Linked DNA regions of Homo sapiens: regions 2 and 3 are each linked to region 1. A link is an interaction called in ENCODE POLR2A ChIA-PET data of the cell type or tissue named here. Cell type or tissue: OCI-LY7. All regions are shown on one strand. Region 1 overlaps LOC105369844 (a long non-coding RNA gene). Region 2 overlaps LOC105369844 (a long non-coding RNA gene). Region 3 overlaps LOC105369844 (a long non-coding RNA gene).

Region 1 (4,000 bases):
TTGTTGCCACGGGGGATTGCATGTCCAGAGCTCTCATTTGTCAAGAGAAGCAAGAAATCTGGATTTTAAAAAATGTGAAATTCCTTAATTGTTTAACGATGACATGGTGTGGATTGCCATTTTGCATCCTCTAAAATTATAGTTACCTTCTGAGAATAAAAATAGGAAATGCCAGAGGAAGGAGATTCACAGTTAGCCAAGTCCACAGTGACACACACGGCTGATTGTGTCCAGCATCTGAGGCTGTGAGCACCTTGCCCAGTGGCTAGTCAGTCTTCGTAATGTCATCTCCCCTACCCCAGTATTTTCACCCTGAATTGCGGTAGATGCTAGCACCAAGAACCCAGCATTGAGCTGCTCCTATGCTTTAGTTGAGTCTGGGGTCTACAGATAAGTCATAAACATCTGACTACAGCAGGGAGTGAGGGGACAGACAGCAAGTGGACCATCTCTGACATTCTTACATAAGGTGAGAAGCCAACCTGTGCAAACTTGACCACCATCCTATTTGCTGTGTTGCTCCACAGGAAACTAGTCTGGATAAAACTTAGTTTCAACCCTTAGTGCCTGGGGTTCAATAAGACACAGTAGATCATGTTACCCTTTTGAAAAGCACACTTACTTTCTAGATTACAAAATTATTAAAGGGAAATCTGAAAATGCAAAAAAGAATAGTAGCATGTAATCATAAGGTAAAATACAGATGAAGCCAATAAAATGTCTTGTGGGAAATCACTCTGATGCAAGGATAGCCTACAAGTACCATACCAGGCAACTTATTACAGAGGTCACAGAACAGGAAGGCTCATAGCTGGAATGAATATGTTGGAATCTCATACTTCATTGAATCAATTCAAAACAGAGCAATAAACAAGGGGAAAGAAGAACATAACTCACTTAGGGCAGGGTGCATGTGGGCAGAAAGACCACACTCCCCAAATCCTGTGTTATCCAAACTTCATACATCCTGTCTGTCTTCTACACTAACCTTCCCTCTTAGTGATGTGGATATAAGGACCAGAGTAAAGGCAGAGCAAGAGGGTTCAGCAGATGAAAGATGCTTGGAGCGGATGCTTAGCTAATCTTTGGGAGGGATGCATGGACAGGCACACGTGGACACAGCTACCACTCAGATTAACCTGATGAGCACTTGTGTATTATTTGCACTTTCTGTATAGAGGATTTGTAGGGCCAAATGGCACCATAATGGGTACCACAAATGAGTGTTTGATTCAGGAATGACACAGTCTTCCATCTGGAAGTGACATGATTTGTGCTTTACTAATACTTAAGGTTTACTTGTGTAGCTTTTGAGCCATTGACATTGGTGGTTGGGGGTGGGGGATATGTTCTGCCCAGGTTTGGGGGTGTCCTAACTCTTTACTAGGAAAGACTTCAATTGGAAGGCAGGAAATGGCAGCCAGATATAGAGTCACTGCTGCTTTTGTGTGAAGAGAGTTTGGTGCTTCATCATGAAACTCTGAATGGGCCCATAGAAAAAAGCAGCCTGTGTCAGAAAGGGTCTAGAATGAGTCCCCCTCTTAAGAATGAAACCAGCACTATTTGCATGGTCCTTTAGGCCTCAGCTCATCTTACACCATATACTTACTCTCCTGTTTGCAGCCTCAAACCTGCAACAGGAGAGTAAATATATGATGTAAGATGAGCCGAGGACAGAAGTTGAGGAAACACCAACATTTAAAGGGCAGATGGAGAAAGGGGAATACATGAGGGGGAGGAGAAAAAGAACAGTCAGGGATTTTGAAGAACCAGGAGAAGATGCTATCACAGAAGCTCGAGTGCTCCATAAATTCCTGCTGAACTTGAAGTGGCTGCTCAAGTACTAAAGGTGAGAATATCTGAGAGAGTAGTACACCTGTCTACAAGGGAAAGCCAAATGAGGCCAAAGCTAGGGTAGCTCCTGCCATTTAGCAGGGAAGGTAAGGGAGAGAGAGACAGCCTGATTCCCAGTGCTTCTGATGCATACTGGAAAGGGTGGTAGTGGTGTCAGAAGCCAACGTACCCTTTTGGGTTCCCCTATTAGAGATCCCATTGCTTCAGAGTTGGCTTTATAGCATCCTGCTACCTGCTACTTTCTTTCATTCTGCACTTCTAAGAGGTTTGCCTATGTGCACGTTTGTTTTCAGATGTCTAATTCTGACTCAGAAAATTGCTGGTTTCAACTCTTTTGCCAGATGGCTGAGGAAAGAGCAATTGACTGTTAGCGCTAAATGCCTGTGTCAGAGCCCAAAGCAGCCGATTTCAATTAACATAAGAAGCAGAACAGATCTCCTATCGTGCAAATGTAAAACGATGAGAGAATGAAACCTCATCCTAGCTGAAAAAGGCAAAACACACTGCGTTTTATCTCCTCCCAGATGCTGGCCACGCTGTTGGGTTACTGGGGTCTACATACAAATGGGAGAGGAATATAAATCAGTTCCTATATGACTCTAATTCCCAGAACACCACCTGTGCCCTTGCTTTCTTTCTGCTTAGCTGGCAGGGAGTGGTCCTCAAAATCACATGGCAGAAATCTTTTGTTTATTTGTTTGGGTGCATGGAGGATACCATGGGGTTGTTTTCAACACAATTTCCTGTCTTCTCAAATGAGATGTGTTTTATAGAAGTTAAGTGCTCTCTTGTTATTTTTCCAGTTTCTTTCTTTTTTTAAATTTGTTTTGTTTTAGAGATGGGGCCTCATGATATTGCCTGGGCTGGAGTGAAGTGGCTATTCACAGGTGCCATCATAGCACACTATGCTAATTTTTAAGTGGATGATATAGAAAAGGAGATTTTAATTTTTTACTTTGGTTTTTAAAAATGTATATTTCTTTTCCTTTTTCTTTTCTTTTCTTTTCTTTTTTTTTTTTTTTTTTTGAGACAGGCTCTCATTCTGTCACCCAGGCGGGAGTGCAGTAGCATGATCTTGGTTCACTGCAACCTCTGCCTCTTTTTTTTTTTTTTTTTTTTTTTTTTGAGACAGGGTCTCATTCTGTCACCCAGGCTGGAGTGCAGTGGCATGATCTTGGTTCACTGCCACCTCTGCCTCTGGGTTCAAGTGATTCTCCTGCCTCAGCCTCCCCAGTAGCTGGGATTACAGGCATGTGCCACTACACCCGGCTAATTTTTTTTGTTTTTAGTAGAGCCGGGGTTTCACCATGCTGGCCAGGCTGGTCTCAAACTCCTGACCTCAAGTGATCCACCCGCCTTGGCCTCCCATAGTGCTGGGATTAGAGGCATGAGCCACCGCACCTGGCCTACAAATATATTTTTTGTTATGTACTACACTTTACAAGGTGAAAATAAAAACAAAATTTAAAAATCTAGATTGAGATATGTTGCTCCCACCTTGCTCTTCATCTACCCAGTTTCTTTCTGCCCTTAATAAGTAATTTCAATTAGTCTCTTGCTATTTTTCCAGTGTTTTTTATTTTATTTTCGAGACAGGGTCTCATGACGTTGCCTGGGCTGGAGCGAAGTGGCTATTCACAGGTGCCTCCATAGTGCACTACAGCCTTGAGCTGCTGGACTCAGTGATCCTCTGGCCTCAGCCTCCTGAGTAGCTGAGGACTACAGGTGCACACCATTGTGTCCAGCTGCAGTGTTTCTTATTGCATGTACAAGCATACATATACATTCTTATTTCCTCCTCTCTTTTTTCAGAAAAGATAGCATATTACACTATTTTGCACCAAGCTTTTTCATTATTGAACAATATATTTTGGAGATCTTGCCATATTGATACATAGAGAGCTTCTTCATTCTTTTTTTATTTGTGTACCATATTCAGTTATACAGATACACCATAGTTCTTTTGACCAGTCCCCTATTTTTGGAGGTCATTTCCAGTTTTTGCTATAAGAAACAGTTCTCTAGTTGATATCTTTAACCATCTATGCTGTGATACATAGGTAACAGTAACTGTGGGATAGATTCCCAGGAGTAGCATTGTGGTTCAAATGCATCTGTAATTTTGGTAGATATTGCCAGATACCCT
Region 2 (4,000 bases), 170 kb after region 1:
TCAAATGATCCGCCCACCTCGACCTCCCAAAGTGTTGGGATTACAGTCATGAGGCACTGCGCCTGGCCAAAGGGATATTCTTTAAATAGCTTAGTAAGACATGATTCCATAAGTGATGATGGAATCTCTGAAACAAAACTGTGGAATTTTCATATGTTACAGAACAGTGTTATCCAATAGACATGTAATGTGTAAAGTTTTAAATTTTCATGGTGCCGTATTTTTTAAAAAGTTAGAAAACAGATGAATTATGTTGTTAATGTATTTTAACTATCATGTGAAAATAATATAATTTATATTATTTCAGCATATAATCAATATAAAACTTATTAATGAGTTTTTCCCCTCCAAACTAAATATTCAAAATCTGTGTGTATTTTATTCTTACAGCCAGTCTCAATTTGGACTAGCCAATCTTCAAGGGCTAAATAGCCACATGTCACTAGTGGCAATTAGTTGCTAATCTTGGATGGTGGAGTTATAGAGTCTCCTGAGATTGAATATACAGAAATTCGTACATCTCAAGATGCAGTAATCTTTAGCATGTCTTGCTTAGGAATAAGGGTCACAAATTATTATTCTGTTCTCAAAACAAGTCATTAAATGTCAGGTTGATAGGACATTCAAGCTTCAAAGTTGAGCGGGGAAGTATAGATTTTCCCATAGATCTCCTATAACTTCTTTTGAGGCTTTGTTCATATTATTTTTGCTTTGTTTTGTCTTGGGCTTTAAACCAACTTGATATAAAAACTACATAGTTAGTTTTTGTTCTAAAATGAGACAGCCTTACCTAAGTAATTTCAACTAATTTTTTAAAATGGACTGTAATTATTGTTTTTAGAACTGTGCTGTTTTCTTAGATGTCATTAAAGAAACTGCTGTGGGAGATGAGTAAGAGCATGTCTATTTCTATTCCAGGAATATTTTACTTGTTAACCTCGTGGTTGATAAAATTATGATCAATTAGTCAGAATGTAAGCTGCATGAAACCATGTGATAAATTGTTCCTCAATTAGAAAGTTGGTTTGCCTCCTTATTAACTTGCTTATTTTCCTTCTTTTTCTTATAGCTGTCCTTCCTGATAGATATTTTTATTATGGGTGTTATAAAATCAAACTTATATTTTAATTTTTACCATAGTAATAAGCTCTTGGACACACACACACACACACACACACACACACACACACACACATATTTAGATAATACATTGTAGTACAAAAAATTTGTTAAATAACTGTTTTCTTTTTTTATTTCTAAATCTCAGTTTATACCAGAGAGTAACCACTGAATAGTACCTAAAGAGAAGTTAACAATGGTTATGAAAATATAAATTACCTTTACTATAATTATTTTGCCTTTTGGAAATGCTTAACAAGATTATGGATAATTTATTATCCAACATTGATACATGACAACTCTCAGAGATGCCTGTCATTGGTAGCTGCCTGGATTAATTTTATATTGCTGCATAACACATTACCACAAGCTTAGTGGCTTAAAACTTAGCTTATTATCTCATAGCTTTGTTGGTTGGAATTCTGGGTAGAATATAACTAGGTTCTCTGTTCAGGGTCCTGTAAGGCTAAAATTAAGGTGTCAGCTGGGGCTGGGGTCTTATCTGAGGCTTAGGACCCTCTTCCAAGCTCATGGGGTCATTGGCAGAATTTGTTTCCCTGCAGCTGTCGATCTTGTGGACTTTGTGTCTTTAAGACCAGCAGGAAAATTCTCTTATGCTTCAAATCTCCTCTCAGAAAGGGCACATTCTCTTCTAAGGGTTCACCTGGTTAGGTCAAGCCCACCAAGGATAATCACCCTTTTGATGAACTCAAAGTAAACTATTTAGGGCCCTTAATTACATCTACAAAATCCCTGTTGCCATATAACTAATCTTGGGTATAACATCAGGGAGTGGAGATAGTGGAAGATCTTAGAATTTTGCCTACCAAATTTTCCACATGCCTTCAACACCCTCTATTCATTTGATACTTCTCCACATTGTGAGCTCCATTTTCCAAGGGTAATTTGAAAAGAAAAAAAAAAAATCTGCATTCTCAGACTCCCTTGTGGCTAAGCTGCAGATGTGTAACTATGGTTTTGTAAGTTAGAGGCGGAAGTGAGACTTAACCGTGGAGGTGAACTGTAGCAAGAAACAAACTGGGGATGATTCATTCCTTTTGCTAATGTGGGGGTGGTGGTGGCCATGGTAACTTCCTGCTCAGGCCAGTTCTTTGGTGTGGTTCTGAGGAATGGTTCCGGAGGGGCTAATCTTGAGACTATTCCTCAGCCCACCCAACAGTTCTCTGAGCTGTCTAATATCTTTCAATAAATTCATTTTTCTACCTACGCTAGCCACAGTAGCACCACAGTAGATTGTGGTGCTTACAAAATAGCCCCAACAGGCACAATTCCTAATCTTCCTTGTATATACTTTATGACTCTGGAGGAAATAATGTCTTTCTAATAAGATGAAATTCAATTAAAGCATTTTCCCTGCTTAGAGAAAATGGCTGTGGTTTATTAAAGAAGCATTTGATGTCTATTCCTTCTCAACTATTATCTTATTTGCATTTTCTGGAACATGATTAGTTATAATGTACTATAAGTTTTCATAAAACCAACATGAAAATAATTATGCCTGAATTATATGCATTCCATAAATATCATCTAGCTATCTCCTCATTTCATATTACCTCCTTCCTTTCCCTCAATTGCCACAACACTGTTAAGAGATATAAATAAATCATTAATACTTGATTTTCGGATATATGCTCTTGCTTTTGAGCTTGAGATATTAAAAAATCTCAGTTGACTATAGTTTACCTTGAAATGTTCCTCCCATGAAGGCATTTGACTTTTTTGGTTATTGTTGACTGATAACAACAAGCTAGTTCATGCTGAATAATTGTGTGAAACTCTTTTCTACACAATTTTCAAAATTCTAAACAAGTTGCATTTTTACTACGCTTGTAATTTTTTTCTTTAGGTTTATGTTGTATGACTAATTGCATTCTAAATTCCAGGAGAAAAGGTGTGAATACCTGCAGAGTATTTTGTAAATAAACATTGATTAGGCAAAAAATGCCATGTTTTCTTTCATATGATTTCAAACTGATGGTATTTTTCTGTTTTTATTTTATATATACCATAGTAACATTTTTAATCAGTACCATATGCCCAAACTTCCTTTTTATGGAAAATAACCTATTCCTAACGATAAGTAATCCTGTCTTTAAACACACACGTACACACACACACACACACACACACACGATACACTCATTATTAAATATTTTGTACCGGAAATAGTCTGTGATTCAGTGCTTAAATTGTTTAATAAATGATAAAATATTTTGCAGATTGGCCTCAGTGTAAGGTGAATAGTGATTTTTCAATGATCTTTTGTTCAGCTCCAGTGTTTCCTTCATACCACCAAACTCACACTCTGCTTATACCTAGATTTGCATCCTGCTGCTCCTGCTAACTCGCTGAGTGGCAGTGTGGCCTAGTGGATACTCTTTTGGCTTTTTGTTTTCTCATCTCTAAAATTAGGAAGCAGATTCTATGATTCTAAAATTTATCTACAAGTGGCCATTATTTATGTAAAGTAGTGTTAGTAGCTTTATTAAGGACATCATTTTTATCATGATATCATTTATCATTATTTTTTCAAATGTAGTTCCTGCTGAGAGTCTCTACTACTCTACTGTGTTTTCTCCTGTCTTATTTTATACTCAGGAAACATTTTGGCTAGTGTATATGTGCGCATGTGTGTGCATGTGTGTACTTTTAGTGCTTTCCCTGTGGAGCTGTGTAAGAGACATCATCAAGGGGATCTTATGGTTAATGACAGTTGTTTAATGCAATTACTGTATTTTACAAGTGATCAATTTCATTTAACAAAGTGCTAGTGAACTCACAGAGTTTGCACCATTTTTTAACCAGCTCCAGTCACTAGCCAATTCATAAAAATAAGAATGTACCTCTGGAATGGAGAGAG
Region 3 (4,000 bases), 51 kb after region 1:
TGATAATAAAAACATATTGTATTTATTACACTGGATTTTCATTAAATAGTAACTTTTGTAGCAAAGCTCTTGTTTTTTATTAATATGACAAAAGGAAATATTATTATATTGTTACAATTAATCCAAGAGATAAAATATTGAAGGTGTGCCATGAGATTTTCCTCTTGCAGAACTAACAGAGGAAGAGTTATAAATAAATAGAAGTACTCATGTCTTCTGAAAATAAGATATTAAAGAAAGAACCAACATCTCCAGTTGGTTTTTGGAAAAACAATTCTCTCTTATATTTGAAATTATGCAGTTACCTTGTGTTTTTTCATCAAACATCAATTACTGTGTCAATTATGCCTACTTATTGTACTTGATCACAGTAGCTTATACTAATGTCCTATTTATAAATTTGAATTTTAGAAAGGACATATATGGGATTCAGTTTAGAAATAGAATATATTCAGGACTGATACTTCCATAACCTTTTTGTTTATCTTCCTGTGGTTCAATAAGAATGAAATTTGGAATGTTTATTACATTTTTATCTTCCTGATAATACTATTGATCTGTCAGCTAACGTGCTGTCCTTCACATGTGAAAATTACCCTTCTGGTTTGTTGTGAATCAAGTGTGAGAGCTAAGATGTCTTTTCTCTCCTGGTGCGCTACCTACCCATGTTCTCTTGCTGGATTCCCTTTTTGACCACTGGAATGAGAGGGCTGCCCAGTGAGTGGAACAGCTATGGCCATGAAGCAGCACAAGCTAACTGCTTCTTATGGGGATGGAACCCAGGCTGGCTTGGCCTTTTGAGCACTATGCCTTGAACCTTCTAGCTATTGCCTTAGTGAGATCCACTAGTACAGCTTCCTGCTTTGAATGATAGGAATTTTTCCACATGAAGATACCTGGTATTAGTAACAGGCTTCTTTGTATCTGAACACTCTCCCTTTTACTTGAAACTTGGAGGTATATTGACTTAATACTCACTTTAATTTAAAGTTATTTTTCTTTAGATAGGAAAACAATTCTGAAAATGCAAGACTAGATTTATTGTTCTGTCTCTTTTGAGACCTTTATGGATGATGTCTTTCCATGGAGGAAACTAGTGTCCTTCACACATAGAATAGGTGGGAGGGATGGAGGCATCCTTTCTGCTATAGTCAAAGCTTTCAATATGGAAATATGACTTAGTGAATCAAGCTGCCATGATGTGCAGGGTGTGCCTAAGGCAAAAGCTAGTCAAGAGCAGGCTGGTTTGCAACATTAGTGCAGATAGAGACATCCACCATATAAACCACTCTGCCTGGCCCATGCCATCATTGAGGGGCTGGTGGGACTGGGACAGGGATCCTAGCCCAAGGATGGTTGAAACACAATTTATGTTTGGAGTTGCAGCTTTTTTTTTAAGCCTTTCCTACTGAAATCCTATAATGAAATAATTTAAGTTTATTGCACCTTTATTCCCCCTGAAGGGAAACAGTATTTTATTTTATTTATTTATTTATTTTTTTGCTAACCAGGGGTCTACAGGGCTGCGGGTCTACACGTGGAAGGAATGTTACATCATTCACTTAAATTATTTATTTATTCAACACCTATTATGTGCCAGAGATTGTGCTTAATGCTCAGAATGTAAGATAAAAGGCAGAGATGGTACCTGCTCCCATGGAACTCACTACTTCACTCTGGATTAACTATGGAGGTCTATGAATAGATAAAAAACAAACATACGAACAAAATTTTAAAAATCTGTATTTATAGCTTGTGAAGGAAATAAAAACCAGTAGAGGGATCAGAGGTCTGTGTTGACACTGGTACAAACTTTTCCTGATATTGAGCACCCCAAGATCAGGATTTAGGGTACCCAGTGCTAGGGTACCCCGTAAGACACTGGAAAGAAGGGGTCACTTTCCTTGTCTCATTGCCAAGGCTCAGAGAGATGTCCAGTAGGCAAGGTGAACTTTCAAGGTGTTCTTTCTTTGTCATTTGCTTATAAGGAGAAAATTTGAATTTCCTAAGCTGTTTACTATCTCCTGCAGCTTTTTCCAATAATTGTTTCATATGACCCAAAGGTAATGTTTCCGTCAGTGTTCTTAGCACAGACATAAAGGTACTCAACTGTCACGTTAATGACTTTATGTACTGCTACGTTAAATGGAAAATGTACCACTTGGATGAAACCAAAGACACCTGAAAATGGGGTTTAGAAAATTACACTGTTACTATGGCAATATCATCTCCTTGGCGGTTGAAGAAAATCATTTAATATAGGTATAAAACCCTAGTAAATATTGGACAGCTTTATGGAAATGTAATAAACTGTAGTCATATATCAAAAAGCACTAAAACTCATTTTGCATTTGTGGCACACAGCAAAATTATAATACAGATGAGGACTAAATGACCTATAAATGTTAAACACATAGTTAAGCATAGAATATGTCACCCAGAGTCTTCGCGGTTTTTCTGTGCAAAATGTTCAAGTCAGATCCAATTGTGTGGAGAAACACCTGCCTTTTTCTAAGCCTATGTATATTTTGGCCCCTTTCTGGGGCAGAAAGGCAGAACAGAAACCATATCCATTTGCTTGCAGTTAATCAGGTAAGATATCATGTGAAATGAGCAAGCCTCTGTCCTCGGATATGAATTTAACAAGGTAAATGCTGATAACATTGTTACCCTAGTCCTGTTACTGCTCAGTCTGATCCAAAATATAATTGCATTTTATGTTGTATGACACATAGTCTAGTTTGTGAGGAAACCATTGATTTTACTTGAAAGACATAGCTGTTGTTTTGTATTTTTTCAGACGGCGCTGTAAGAAGCTGAGCTTAAAGGTGCTTTGAATAACAGTCCTGGGATATAAAAGCTTTTACATTTGTAGGGAGCATTTTATCCTGCAAAGAAACAGATTTCTCCCCAGCAGATGGTCCAGATTTCCTGCAGAAAAAAAAAAAAAAAAAAAAATGAAAGGGACAGGGTCTTTCTAGGACACAAAGAGGAGGCATTTCCAGCTAAGACATTGAAGGTGAATGTGCATATTTTTACCATGTAATTCAGGCAGCTACTCTGTGATAATCAAGGTGGGGTATACTGCTTACTCACAAGATGGCCAAAGTGAAACAGTCAGTCAATTATCATATTCTCAAAATGCAAAACAACAGAATTGACTGATGGTTTTCATTGAGTCAGCTAGTGAGCTAAAGCAAAGTCATCAAGCTAGGGCAAACCAAAGGCACTATTTTTACTTTTTATGATTCATACTCCTAGTATCCCACATGTGACTTTGAAGGTTTCCATGGTCTTTTTCTTTGATTCCTATGCTTGAGAAGTTCTCAAAGACTCTGGCTCCAAATTCTTAAGGCAGCTTTTGCACTCTCTTTCAGCACTGGTTGCTCCGCTTTCCAGCTCTACAGGGACATGACTCAATGCATATTCCTAACCTCTTTTTAGGACTCTGTTGAATCCTATACTTGCTTAAAGGAATCTATTGCATGGAAGAATTAAGAGCAGTGTTTCTTGAAGAACATTCTTAGGTAAAATTGTTGGCTTGGCAGGGGACAAAAAAGACAAAGAACTGCAATATAATTAATGTAAAATGATTGGTTGTTGTACTTTCTATTAGAATATTACATTTGAAGTGAGAAGTGGTGAAGGGATGATGCCGTACAAGTAGATAATGATAATGAGAACACTGATGGAATACTTTTTAAATGCTAGGCATGAAGAGTTTTACATGGATCATCTCATTTGATCAGTAAAAGTTTTAAGGCGGGTATTAGTTTATATTTTTCAGAAGAGGAACTAAGTTAAAAAAAATAACTTGCTTAAGGTCATGTAACAATTAAGCGGTAGTACCAGGACTCAAACTCATGTCTACTTGAATCTAAGTCCAAGCTTTAAACCACTACACTACGCTAAGGTAAAACTAATCTAGCTGTAGCTCTGTGCAATATACCAATCCCTCTAATGGAAACAAAGGGAACTATAATTAACCCCCATCATAGAA

Evidence for each region. Peaks named below come from ENCODE experiments on the same cell type or tissue, not always from the same donor. Only the 100,000 strongest peaks of a DNase experiment are listed, where the experiment ranks them.
Region 2: POLR2A ChIA-PET joins it to region 1 with 5 read pairs; 3 of 35 experiments call an interaction of 5 or more read pairs at or near these places.
Region 3: POLR2A ChIA-PET joins it to region 1 with 6 read pairs; 3 of 35 experiments call an interaction of 5 or more read pairs at or near these places.

The regions. Positions count from the first base shown.
Region 1 is chr12:75,810,806-75,814,805 of GRCh38, reverse strand. The region is part of intron 1 of LOC105369844 (a long non-coding RNA gene); the gene reads left to right. Among named protein-coding and RNA genes, the nearest start is that of PHLDA1-AS1, 220 kb to the left of the region's middle. In OCI-LY7, no CTCF peak of the experiment used is centred here; no DNase peak of the experiment used is centred here.
Region 2 is chr12:75,639,370-75,643,369 of GRCh38, reverse strand. The region is part of intron 8 of LOC105369844 (a long non-coding RNA gene); the gene reads left to right. Among named protein-coding and RNA genes, the nearest start is that of KRR1, 130 kb to the right of the region's middle. RefSeq lists a silencer at 915-1,115. In OCI-LY7, no CTCF peak of the experiment used is centred here; a DNase peak (open chromatin) is centred at 2,119; H3K4me3 peaks cover 1,165 bases; H3K27ac peaks cover 1,292 bases.
Region 3 is chr12:75,759,318-75,763,317 of GRCh38, reverse strand. All of the region lies in intron 1 of LOC105369844 (a long non-coding RNA gene), which reads left to right. Among named protein-coding and RNA genes, the nearest start is that of KRR1, 250 kb to the right of the region's middle. In OCI-LY7, no CTCF peak of the experiment used is centred here; DNase peaks (open chromatin) are centred at 2,207 and 2,497; H3K4me3 peaks cover 1,883 bases; H3K27ac peaks cover 2,949 bases.